Linked DNA regions of Homo sapiens: region 2 is linked to region 1. Evidence: read pairs that join two places in POLR2A ChIA-PET (ENCODE). Cell type or tissue: Panc1. All regions are shown on one strand. Each heading gives the region's core, and the rest is flanking DNA. Links, peaks and the distances in the headings are about the cores only.

Region 1 (8,168 bases), core at 3,276-5,775:
GACTGCTCTTCTGTTCCAGTCCTCTCTCTCCCCTACCCTATCACCACCTCTGCTGACTTGCCTTATTGTTGAGTTGGTGTGAACATAGTTTCCTGACTTTGAGACTCCCCCTGCAATTAGATTTCCCATAGTTCCTTCATGACTAAGGACTAAGTGCTGGTCACCACAGCATTGTGTGGGGTCTGGGAGGCAGATGCCAGATGTTACTGGCACATAATTAGATGTGTATGTACTTCCAAGTCTTGTCTCTTAGCTGTCTCCAACGCCACTGCACCTCCGTAAGCCAAATCCTCATCATCTCATTGGGCTACTGCAGCAGCCCCCTCTAAGGCATTTCTCTATGCCCTCTCTCACTTCAGCCCTTCTCTACCTGACCATCAGAGCTGGTCTTTCTGCCCTGAAACCTGCCATGGCTTCTCTCTTCTGGTGAAGTGAAGTTCACACACTCCTACGTGCAGCCTGCCTTGCCAGCTCATCTCCCTTGCATGCCTGTGCCAGCCCAGTGGCTAAGTCCTCTCTGACCCAGTGACACCTTTCATGATAAGGGAGCAAGAAGGATGCTTAGATACTGATTGAGAAGCTGAATACTATACTTCTTGGGTCTAGTGGCTAGTAGGACAGGCATAAGACACTCAGCTAAGACCAGCTGTCCAGAAAACTGGGACCAAAAGACACAGGAAACCCAGGAGGGCTTAGAATTCTGTAAGAATCACCAGTCATAAAATAAGGAGGAAAACCTATTAGTCTTCTGTCAAAGCAGTGTATGCTTATGAAGAATTTGGAAAATGCAAAGAAAGTAATCACCTGGAACCTCTCAGCTAGTGATAGGCACTGTTGCTGTTTAGGTATGTTCCTTCCAAGTCTTTTTTTTTTTTTTTTTTTGAGACAGACTCTCGCTATGTCGCCCAGGCTGGAATGCAGTGGCAAAATCTGGGCTCACTGCAACCTCCACCCGCCAGGTTCAAACGATTCTCGTGTCTCAGCCTCCTGAGTAGCTGGGACTACAGGTGCGTGCCACCACACCCAGCTAATTTTTTGTATTTTACTAGAGATGGGGTTTTACCATGTTGCCCAGGCTGGTCTCCTGAGCTCAGGCAATCCACCCGCCTCGGCCTCCCAAAGTGCTAGGATTATAGGCATGAGCCACCACATCTGGCCTCAGTCTTTCTTCTAGGAAGTCTTTGTCCTTTTTTACATAGTCTTCATGGTACACTGTATAATCAAGTGTGCATCCTGCTTTATCTCATCTGTCCAACCTATTTTTCCTGGGTTAGTAAAAATTCTCCCTAAGCCATGTAACAACTACCTGCTATTCCATGTGTGACTATAGCATAGTTTGTTTAACCTTTTGCCACTGCTGGACTTTTTAGTCTTTCCAATAAATAACACTGGGGGGAACAGTTTTGCAAATAAAACTTTTCTTCCTACATTTCTGATGATTTTTCTAAGCTATAAATTCATAACTTAAATCACTGAGTCAAATCATATGAAAATTTCTAAGCAATGCAGACTCAAAATGGACAGAATGAATATAGACCTGACCTCAGCTGCAAAGAGAGAGGTAAAGAGAAAAGGGTTGTAACTAATAGATGCTTTTAAAATTATGTTTTACTTCACAAAGGAGAGGGCTGGGAAGATTCAAGTGGTGCTCTGTAGGGCAAACATGCCTTTGACTTGAAGTTCTGGCTTCATGATGGTCGAGAAGGGCTTGTTTCTGCTTTTGTGTTTTCATCTGGGTCAGTTAGAGGACAAACCATTCCTGTGAGTTCCTTTCCCACTAAGGAAGAGAAAAATCGTCCAGTATCTAATGATGCAGATCATTAGCTGTGTTCGCAGCCTTGTAGTTAAAAAAAAAATTATAATAATGTATCCTCCTAATGTGCAGTTAATTTTAGTTAAAATCTCCCTAGTGCTTTAAAAACCCAGTGAATTTATAAACATAGTAGTTGGCTTGCATTTGGAATGTTAAAGCTGTCATAACCAACTGGCTCTAGCAGGGCATGCTGCACCTCCTTGAGCTCTGTTGGAAGTTCAGCACTCACCTGAGCACTGCCCTCTGGAATCCAGAAAGAAACCAAGACTTTCCCAGAGTTCCTGTTCCTGATCTTCCATAACTGAAGAAAGCTAATGAGTGTCTCAAAGTTAACATGTCCAAAGTCAAACCTTTGACTCCCTATCAGTCCCCAAATTCAGTCTTTCTCTCAGCAGTGGATCAGCCACCTGACTGGTGATTCAGATTCAAAATCTTGAACCGTCCTTGAGTTCTTCCTTTCTTTCCTTACCACTGCCAACATCAAATCCACCAGCATATCTTGTTGATTCGACTTCTAAAATGTACCTCAAATTGTCCATTTCTCTCACTCTATCCCAGCCCCCCTGGCCGCTCCCCTGACTGTAGTGGCTGCCTCCTGCAGGATGTTGCTTCTGCTCTGTGGTCTGTGGTCTGCAGTCTGCACTGTAGCCAGAGGGGTCTTGCCAAAATAGAATTCTGATTACCTCATCTACTCCTTCTTTTTCTTTTCTTCGCTGTTAAGGTAAAGGCCAAAAATTCCAGTGTGGCCAAGAAGGTCCTCCCCAGAGTCACCCACCATGTCCCTGGATCTATCAGCGCCCAACTTCACCAGCCATCCTGCAGCTCCTGCCCCAGGGCTTCTGCACTCACTGTGCTCTCTCCTCAGGAGAACCCTCTCCACTCCCCATCCCTCCTCCTCCTGATTCAGAGGAGCCTTCCCTTCTACCCATTCTATCCAGGTCAGGCTCTTCACTTTCATGGAAACATGGGGATTTTTTTCTTGCTTCAGAGAGCCTATTTTAATTTGAAGTTCTACACATATATGCACATTCATTGGTGTGATCATTTGATTGCTGTCAGTCTTCTCTGCTAGACGGTAAGACCCATGAAAAGAGTCTGCTGTCACTGTTCTTTCCCTCTCAGCTAGCTCATGTCTAGCACAAGATAGGTGCTTAATAAACGTATTGGTTGCATGCTGAATGAACAAGTAGAGTCTTGCTGACAGTCATCATTGATGATGGGGTCCTTGTAAGGTGTGGGCTCTTCCCAGAGTGGGCAGGCCCAGGTTCTCCACAACACATTGACTTGAGGGAGTGTGACTTCGTTTGATTTTATTTTTTTCATTTCAGCTATTGGAATGAATAGAGCATGCTGCCTAAAACTTCTTTTTCTCTTCTCTCTCTCTTCAGCTAAAGCTTGCTTTCACTCTGGACCACGAGACCGGATTGCCTCAAGGATGTCATATCTATGAGTACCGCGAGAGCAACAAGTAAGCCACTCAGTGGGAAAGAGTGTCACTTCACATGTGTGCAGCAGTGGTGCCTGTGGGCTTTCTGACACTGAGCTTCCATTGCTAAGTGGTTGTCAGGAAGGGAATACACCTTTTACTACTATACTAGAAAATAGCTGGCACAGAAATAGTCCTCTTGTAAGATCTCTTTGCCCCTAAGTATAGAACTTGGAGCACTTGCAGAGGAGCAGTTGTGGTGTGTTAGAAGTAGATGCTGAAGCAGACCTTCTTTCAAGGCTGCAGATGTCCCCCAGACCCTCCCCACTCTTGGTCTCCAGTCATGTGCCTGCTTGTTTGGTTCACTGTGTGACTTTGGCTTTGTTGTAGTTCTCAGTCACTATCTGCCTATACTTAGGTTTATGGGTTTTGTTGTGATTATCTACCTTGTAAATTTTATATTAATGGTTGGGAGATTTCCGGGTACTTACAGAGATTTAAATTGGTGCCCTTGTTGGAAAGGTGGCACCTTGCATACTTTCATAGCACCTCCTTTCCACATCATAGACTGCTCCTTTTTTTTTTTTTTTTTTTTGAGACAGGGTCTTGCTCTGTCACCTGGGCTAGAGTGCAGTGATAGAATCGTGGCTCACTGCAGCCCAAAACTCCCGGGCTCAAGTGATCCTCCCACCTGTTTCCCGAGTACCTGGTACTACAGGTGCACACCACCATGCCCAGCTAATTTTCTAAATTTTTAGTACAGACAGGGTCTCCCTATGTTGCCCTGGTTGGTCTTGAACTCCTGAGCTCAAGCGATTCTCCCACCTCAGCCTCCCAAAGTGCTGGGATTACAGGTATGAGCCACCACACCCAGCCACAGACTGCCTCCTTGACTGTGTATTTTCGTTTGTGAGACAGTGAAAGTGGTGGTGAATGAGGCACAGGAACTGTGCCCCGATGATGACAATGATGGTAATGACAGCGGCTACCATTGAGCACCTCCTATGTGTTAGGCACAGTACTGGGGACTTTACATTTGTTATCTCATTTAATCTTCATAACAACCCCGGTGTGTTATTTTATTATTGTCATATTTGCAGAAGCTAAGGTCTAGGGAACTAAAGTAATTCACTCAGGGTGACTCACCACGGCTGTGAGAAGCAGAGTCAACATTATCATGTTTACTCTGGGGAGAGAATAGAAGGAAAACAAGTGACCCGTATTTTTACTTAGAAACCCCAGTCAATGACAAGAGCAGTCCCATCCTGGACTTAAGGAGAATGTACTCTGGTCTCATTGTCTAAATATCCAGGCTGTTTAATTTTATTCAGTGGAAGGAAACAAATAGGCACATGCCAGTAGAACTGTCTACTGTCTATGACCTTCCAGAAGAGAAACCTGGGCCTTCCTCAAGACCTCTGGTGCTGTTTAGGGTAGAAGAGAGGCTACCGGGTGCCCTCGTTACCACATCTCCACTGGGATTACCTTCAAGACATGATGACTGTTTGTAATTTATCTTTAGGAGAATGCCATAGTAACTGGTGTGTACCCCTAATTAATCATAGGAAGGATTGACCAGACATCCTTTAACAATTCTTGCTGGACTCTCTGCTCTTTGGGAAAAGGTTGAAGAGTATTTATTCAATGGGAGAAGGACACCAGCTCTCTGTCCTTTAAGTTTATGTCTTAGCTGTTCACATATCTGGTGGCAACAACTTATGTTGTCTTTGACTGTGAGAAGAGAAAATAGCCTAGCTCTTTTTTTTTTTTTTTTTTTTTTTAATAGAAACAGTGTCTCATGATGTTCCCTAGGCTGGTCTTGAACTCCTGAGCTCAAGCCATCCTCTTGCCTCAGCCTTCCAAAGTGCTGAGATTACAGGTGTGAGTCATCATGCCCAGCCTAGCTCTGTGTCTTGGTTGATCCATAGCTCCTAGCATATTATCAGACCAAGCAATGTAAGAAGATAACTTAGGGTTTATAAATATGAATAAGTTTTGGCCCCCAAAGACCTCTAAAAGAAAATACTTGTGTAGGAAATCAGATAGGAGCCATGATCTAGAAAAGTATGGTGATCAGCATGTTCTCACTCATAGGTGGGAACTGAACAATGAGAACACTTGGACACAGGAAGGGGAACATCATACACCGGGGCCTGTAGTGGAGTGGGGGGAGTGGGGAGGGATAGCATTAGGAGATATACCTAAAGTAAATGATGAGTTAATGGGTGCAGCACATCAACATGGCACATGTATACATATGTAACAAACCTGCATGTTGTGCACATGTACCCTAGAACTTAAAGTATAATAATTAAAAAAAAAAGGAAAAGAAAAAAGTATGGTGATCAAATGCTTTGGTGACTGCTTTCTCTGGTTCTCTCTTGCTTGTATTAGAGTCAGTCTTAGGGTTCATTCTCAATCTTTAGACAACTTTCCTAACCTCTCTGAGCCTCTAGTTTCATTTATTTTCTTCTTCTTCTTTTTTTTTTTTTTCTATTTTTTGAGATAGTCTTGCTTTTGTCACCCAGCCTGGAGTGCAATTGCATGATCTCAGCTCACTGCACCCTCCGCCTCCTGGGTTCAAGTGATTCTCCTGCCTCAGCCTCCCGAATAGCTGGGATTACAGGTGCCTGCCACCACACCTAGCTAAATTTTGTATTTTTAGTAGAGATGGGGTTTCACCATATTGGCGAGGCTGGTCTTGAATTCCTGATCTAGGTGATCCACCTGCCTTGGCCCCCCAAAGTGCTGGGATTATAGTCGTGAGCCACCACGCCCGGCCTGAGCCTCTAGTTTCTTCATCTATAGGATGAAGTAGGATTAATAGTAGGATTAATTATTAATTGTTAATTAATTATTAATAGTAGGATTAATAATACCTCTCTGGCAGGGTTGCATGGGGCTCTCTGGCCGGGATATCATGTTGAAGTGTGTCATCACCAGTCTCACATATAGAATGCCCATAGGAAGTGCTTGTTGCCTCTTCTTCCCAAAGAGAAAAACTGGCTCATGACTTCCATCTTCCCAGAAAGTCTTCTGCCAACAGTGTACTCATGAGGGAAGAGGCTGGTGTGCCTGCCGTTCACAGCCTTTGGTTGTGTACGACGCTCTGTCAAAGGCAGACTCCTCACTCATGAGTTATGAAGCACGGAGGACCCCAAAATCCTGACTATGATTTATTGTCTCCCCCAGACCCTTCCCTGTTTGTGTTCCTCTGTTTCCATTTAGGGTCATTTTCCCTACAATGCCTGAATCCAAATATTGGCATAATAGTGTTATTTAGGAAATGAAGATACTCAGCCCAGACCCTTAAGGGGCCCATGTTGTCTCAGGCTAAGTAACATGAAGACAATACCAGCAGAGAGAGGAAATTCTACAGATGAAAAAGCTAGCTTGAGTATTAGTTTGGTACAACTGATTATTGAAACTACTGCCTTTCCTTTTTGGATATTCCCTGCAGTACAATTTGTAATCACTTTAGCATTCATCTCTGTTTGCCAAATTCAATCCATCAGCAGAAAAAGTTGTTCTGAATAAGTGCTGAGGCTGTTGGATGGTTCTCCCAAATAGTCTTTCCTTTCAAATGGAATGGCCCGGAAAATGGGCACTCCATTTTTATATTTTCTGGATTCTTTTATCAGCCCTCCATTAACGGGATTCAGTATCAAAAGCAGGTAAAGTTTTCTGCAACAGAGAAGAAGAATGTGGCCCTCGGGTCCATGGGTGGTGCCTGATAATTTTGATCCTTGGCTCTCTGTCATCCTGTTCTCCTTTCACATAAAGGGGCTAATCTCTACCTCTGGGGTCCAGGGAGGACAGTCCCTAGGACTTGTCCATTTCTCATGGGACTTGGACCCTGCCTTCTCTAAGGCTAGAGGCACAGCTGTCGGGTAAACATTCTTAAAGCTCTGAGGTCATTAGAAGAAAGAGAGAAGCTGTCCTATGGTGCCTTGGGTTCAACTAGTAAAGCTCTCCACCCTGAATTATTCTGTCAGCCTCCCAAAAGCTGCTCCAGTCTGCATCTGGAGGTGTGAGGCCTCACACCCCCTGGCAGATGCCACCGTGGGTCTACGGGTGGTGACTGGTTTTTTTTTTTTCTCTGTTGCAGAAAACTTTACCTGTCTTTAACACTAAATCCAGTTAATCAAGGAGTGATCGAGAGTCATTTTTGTCAAATTGAAGTTTGGAGATCTCTGGATATAGGGCAAGGAACAAGACCTTCAGGAGTGAATAAGTGATTTGTGAGAATTCAGTTACACATTTATGAAGCCCCTGCTCTGTACAGTGTGTTACATGGGGGAGGCAAAGATACGTTAGACCCAGTGCATGCCCTCAGGGTTTGTATAAGGAGCAAAGCGCACTCCAGCACCCTGTGGGATGATATGCACTTTGGCAGTGGTAGGAATCGAGTGCTATGGCAGCAACGATGAGGAAAGTGAATGCTTCCGACTTTGGAGTTACTGTGTGGATGGTGGTGACCTTCACAGACAAGGAGCTTTGTCAGAAGGCTCCTTTCTCTCCATCCCCACGGCTACCCTCCTTCTCACTGCCAGGACTGTGGAGCTGCTTTGCAAGCTATTCTTCCTGCCGTTAGCTGGTTGGCCTCCCGGCTGTCCTCTCTGCAGCCTGAGTGAGTGTGTGTGTCTTTTCCTTCTGGTTGCTTTTTAGACCTTATTTTTGTCTTTGGCATTCTGCAGTTTTACTACATTATGTCTGAGTGGATTCATTTTTATTTATATTGTTTAGGACTCAATATAGTTCTCATTTAGAAATTTTTATCTATTATCTTTGATTCTCTTTGGTTCTCTCTAATCTCTCCTTCTGGAACTTGTTAGAAACCATCTTATTTCATCTTTCCTCTCTTTTTTCTATTTCTGTATCTGTTAATGCTGCATTGTAGGCAACTTCCTCAAAAGTGTCTGTCACTTT
Region 2 (2,500 bases), core at 1-2,500, 270 kb after region 1:
CAGAAACCCAGTTGTACTACCTGGGCTTGCTTAATTTCTACAGGCTGTCTTGTCTTTCATATGCTAACCACTATCTTAAAATGAAAGACAAGTGCTTTTCTTTTTCTTGCTGTTTTTTAAGATAATTTCACCCTGCCCACCCTCACCCCACTTCTGCATGTCTTTTTAACTTGTTAGCTTCAGTCTATTTTCTTTGTCCTGGGATACTGACTACTTATCAGGAATGACTCCATTTCCTTGTGTATAGAGCTGACTCTTAGAAGAAGGGGGATAGTGTGTGTGTGAGAGAGCAGAATCAAAGGGAAGCATGAAGGCCACAGGGAAAATAAGCTTGGCAATCTCCCTAGGACTCAGGGAAATAGAGCTCTCTGTCCACAGTGAGAATCACTGTTAGGCTTGCTCCTCAGTGATTGAGTGTCAGAAGTAAGCTCAGGCTATTGTGAAAAAGTGTGGGGAGTGGCTGTCAGATTGTCTCAAAGCTGGAGGGAGAGCTAGCCAGCTAAGAGTTAGGACTCTTAGGTTTAGTTCTCTCATATGGCCCCATACCAATATGTGCCTTTGACAAGTGTCTTTGCAACTTTGCTTCAGTTTCTCCATCTGTAAAGTGGGAGACAGTACTTTATCTAACAAGGCTATTGTGAGGCTGATTTAATCTTTAACTGAGGGTCTTCAGATGGAGAATGCTTTTACGGGGCCAAGTAGTAGTATTGCTATCATCATCATCATCATTAGTAAGAATATCATCATGTTGTTATTATTGAAGGCTAGTAGTGAGCCCAGCAATTATGTTCAGCAGACAGACCATTTGGGAATCTCTTTCCCATGCATTCATAGATAATGTGGAGTGGAGTTGGCTTAAACCAGCTAAGTGCCAGTTTTTAAGTGGGAACACTGCTATGGGCGTTGGTCCATGATCAAACGGCTGGCATGACTCATCATAGTCACGAACAGTTATTAGCCAGCCATGGCTGTGGTTGCTTGCCTTAGCAGTCCTGTGTTAGCATTGCTTTACTCTGGGCACATTTTTCTTATTCTCTATTCTGGGATAGAAGTAGTTTCTGACTTCTAGCCACGTTCAGTCCAGGCTGGAGAGATCTACACCTGTTTCTAGGATTCTCGTTTTCAAGGTTTCTGAATATCCCCTACTCCCACTTACCCCCAAAATAAGCTTTTTACCTGGATAGGAGAGGGAAAGAGGTATTTTTCATCAATTCTCCCCTTCTCTGCTCTTCTCCCTTTCTAATACCATAAGGCAGTTCTTCGTGACTTTTACAGAAACATATGTACACGTCCTTACAGAGTTTAGGAGAGCCTGTGGGCTTTTTGCCTTAGTCTGCTAGAAAGACTGGCCTGCTGCTCTCTGCTTTATCCAGAGGTCTGCCTCTGGGACTTCAGCCCTGTAGCTGTAGAGACCAGAAGACCAACCCTCTTTGAGACCCAGATGCTACTTTCCCTTGCGTCCCCCTCTCTTTCCTCTCCCAATGAGCCAACCTTTTGCACTTCCACTAGAATGCCAGGCAGGCTGGGCCCCCAAAGGCTCCTTTTTCAAAACCTCTGGAAGCCGCGGTTGAATGTGCCATGACCCTCTCCCTCTCTGGATGGCACCATCATTGAAGCTGGCGTCATCGGAGTCTCTTGTTCTGTTGGCGTGCTACCTGGAAGATCCTTCTGTCCTGGACAAGAGGAATTGGAAGAGCATTTTATGTTTTAAGAACAGGCTGACACGCAGCAGCTACAACAACAGCTGAGATCACTTAATAAATGGTGCTAAACTAGCTTGTCTCATGCTCTTGCTCTTTATGGTGCATCAAAGATGTGGCCTTTCGGACTGACTGTCACCATATTAAGGGATGGCACAGACTTTTCCATGGAGGGCCATCCGGGGAATGCAGCCTCATTTCCATAAGCCCATTGTGTAGTGTCATGTGGTATTTTGTTCCAGGACTGCTGAGGCCTGACATAATAAGGTGACATCTAGCTTAGAAAATAAGACCCCATTTTCTGGTACTTAAATTTGAGTTCCCATCTAGTCACACCGATGACCAGAACAGAGTGATTTCTGATATAGAATTCAGCTTGAAAGTCTGTTCAGGTTGGAAAGGGGGATCCTTGGCCTTTGCTTCGCTGACTTCCATTCGCCTTTACTTCAAAGAAATCTCTTGCTTGGAGGTAAATCCCTGCTTCTGTCTGTGTGGCTGTGTGTATATAGCTTCCTTGCTTTGTGCTAATGGGGTTTTCTCGCTGGTGCCAAAGCTGCCCAAGCCACAGCTCTTTTCCAGCCTTCTCCCTTCTGCTTTCCCTTTAGAGCCAGGTCATCTTCCTCTTTGAGTCAGCCCTGCTTGCAAGATCTCAGGGTTACAGCCCTTCCCTTTCTCCTGGGCCCGGTGTTACTGCACATCAGGATCTGGGGTAGGGGAAACGTCTTCATCCCGTGTGAGTTTGCTCTGTAGGATATCTGACCGTAGCACGTACGGACCCCTTGTGTGCTTTGTGGCTTTGG

The links. Peaks named below come from ENCODE experiments on the same cell type or tissue, not always from the same donor. Only the 100,000 strongest peaks of a DNase experiment are listed, where the experiment ranks them.
Region 2: POLR2A ChIA-PET joins it to region 1 with 5 read pairs; 2 of 35 experiments call an interaction of 5 or more read pairs at or near these places.

Annotation. Positions count from the first base shown.
Region 1 is chr2:232,296,839-232,305,006 of GRCh38, forward strand. It overlaps DIS3L2 (DIS3 like 3'-5' exoribonuclease 2), which reads left to right. Exons shown (of 21, transcript NM_152383.5): 14 at 3,202-3,281. Among named protein-coding and RNA genes, the nearest start is that of ALPP, 78 kb to the right of the region's middle. In Panc1, for the core only: no CTCF peak of the experiment used is centred there; a DNase peak (open chromatin) is centred at 4,392.
Region 2 is chr2:232,567,436-232,569,935 of GRCh38, forward strand. EIF4E2 (eukaryotic translation initiation factor 4E family member 2) reads left to right here. Exons shown (of 7, transcript NM_004846.4): 7 at 1,510-1,775. The coding sequence ends at 1,582. Among named protein-coding and RNA genes, the nearest start is that of EIF4E2, 18 kb to the left of the region's middle. RefSeq lists an enhancer at 463-1,662. In Panc1, for the core only: no CTCF peak of the experiment used is centred there; a DNase peak (open chromatin) is centred at 956.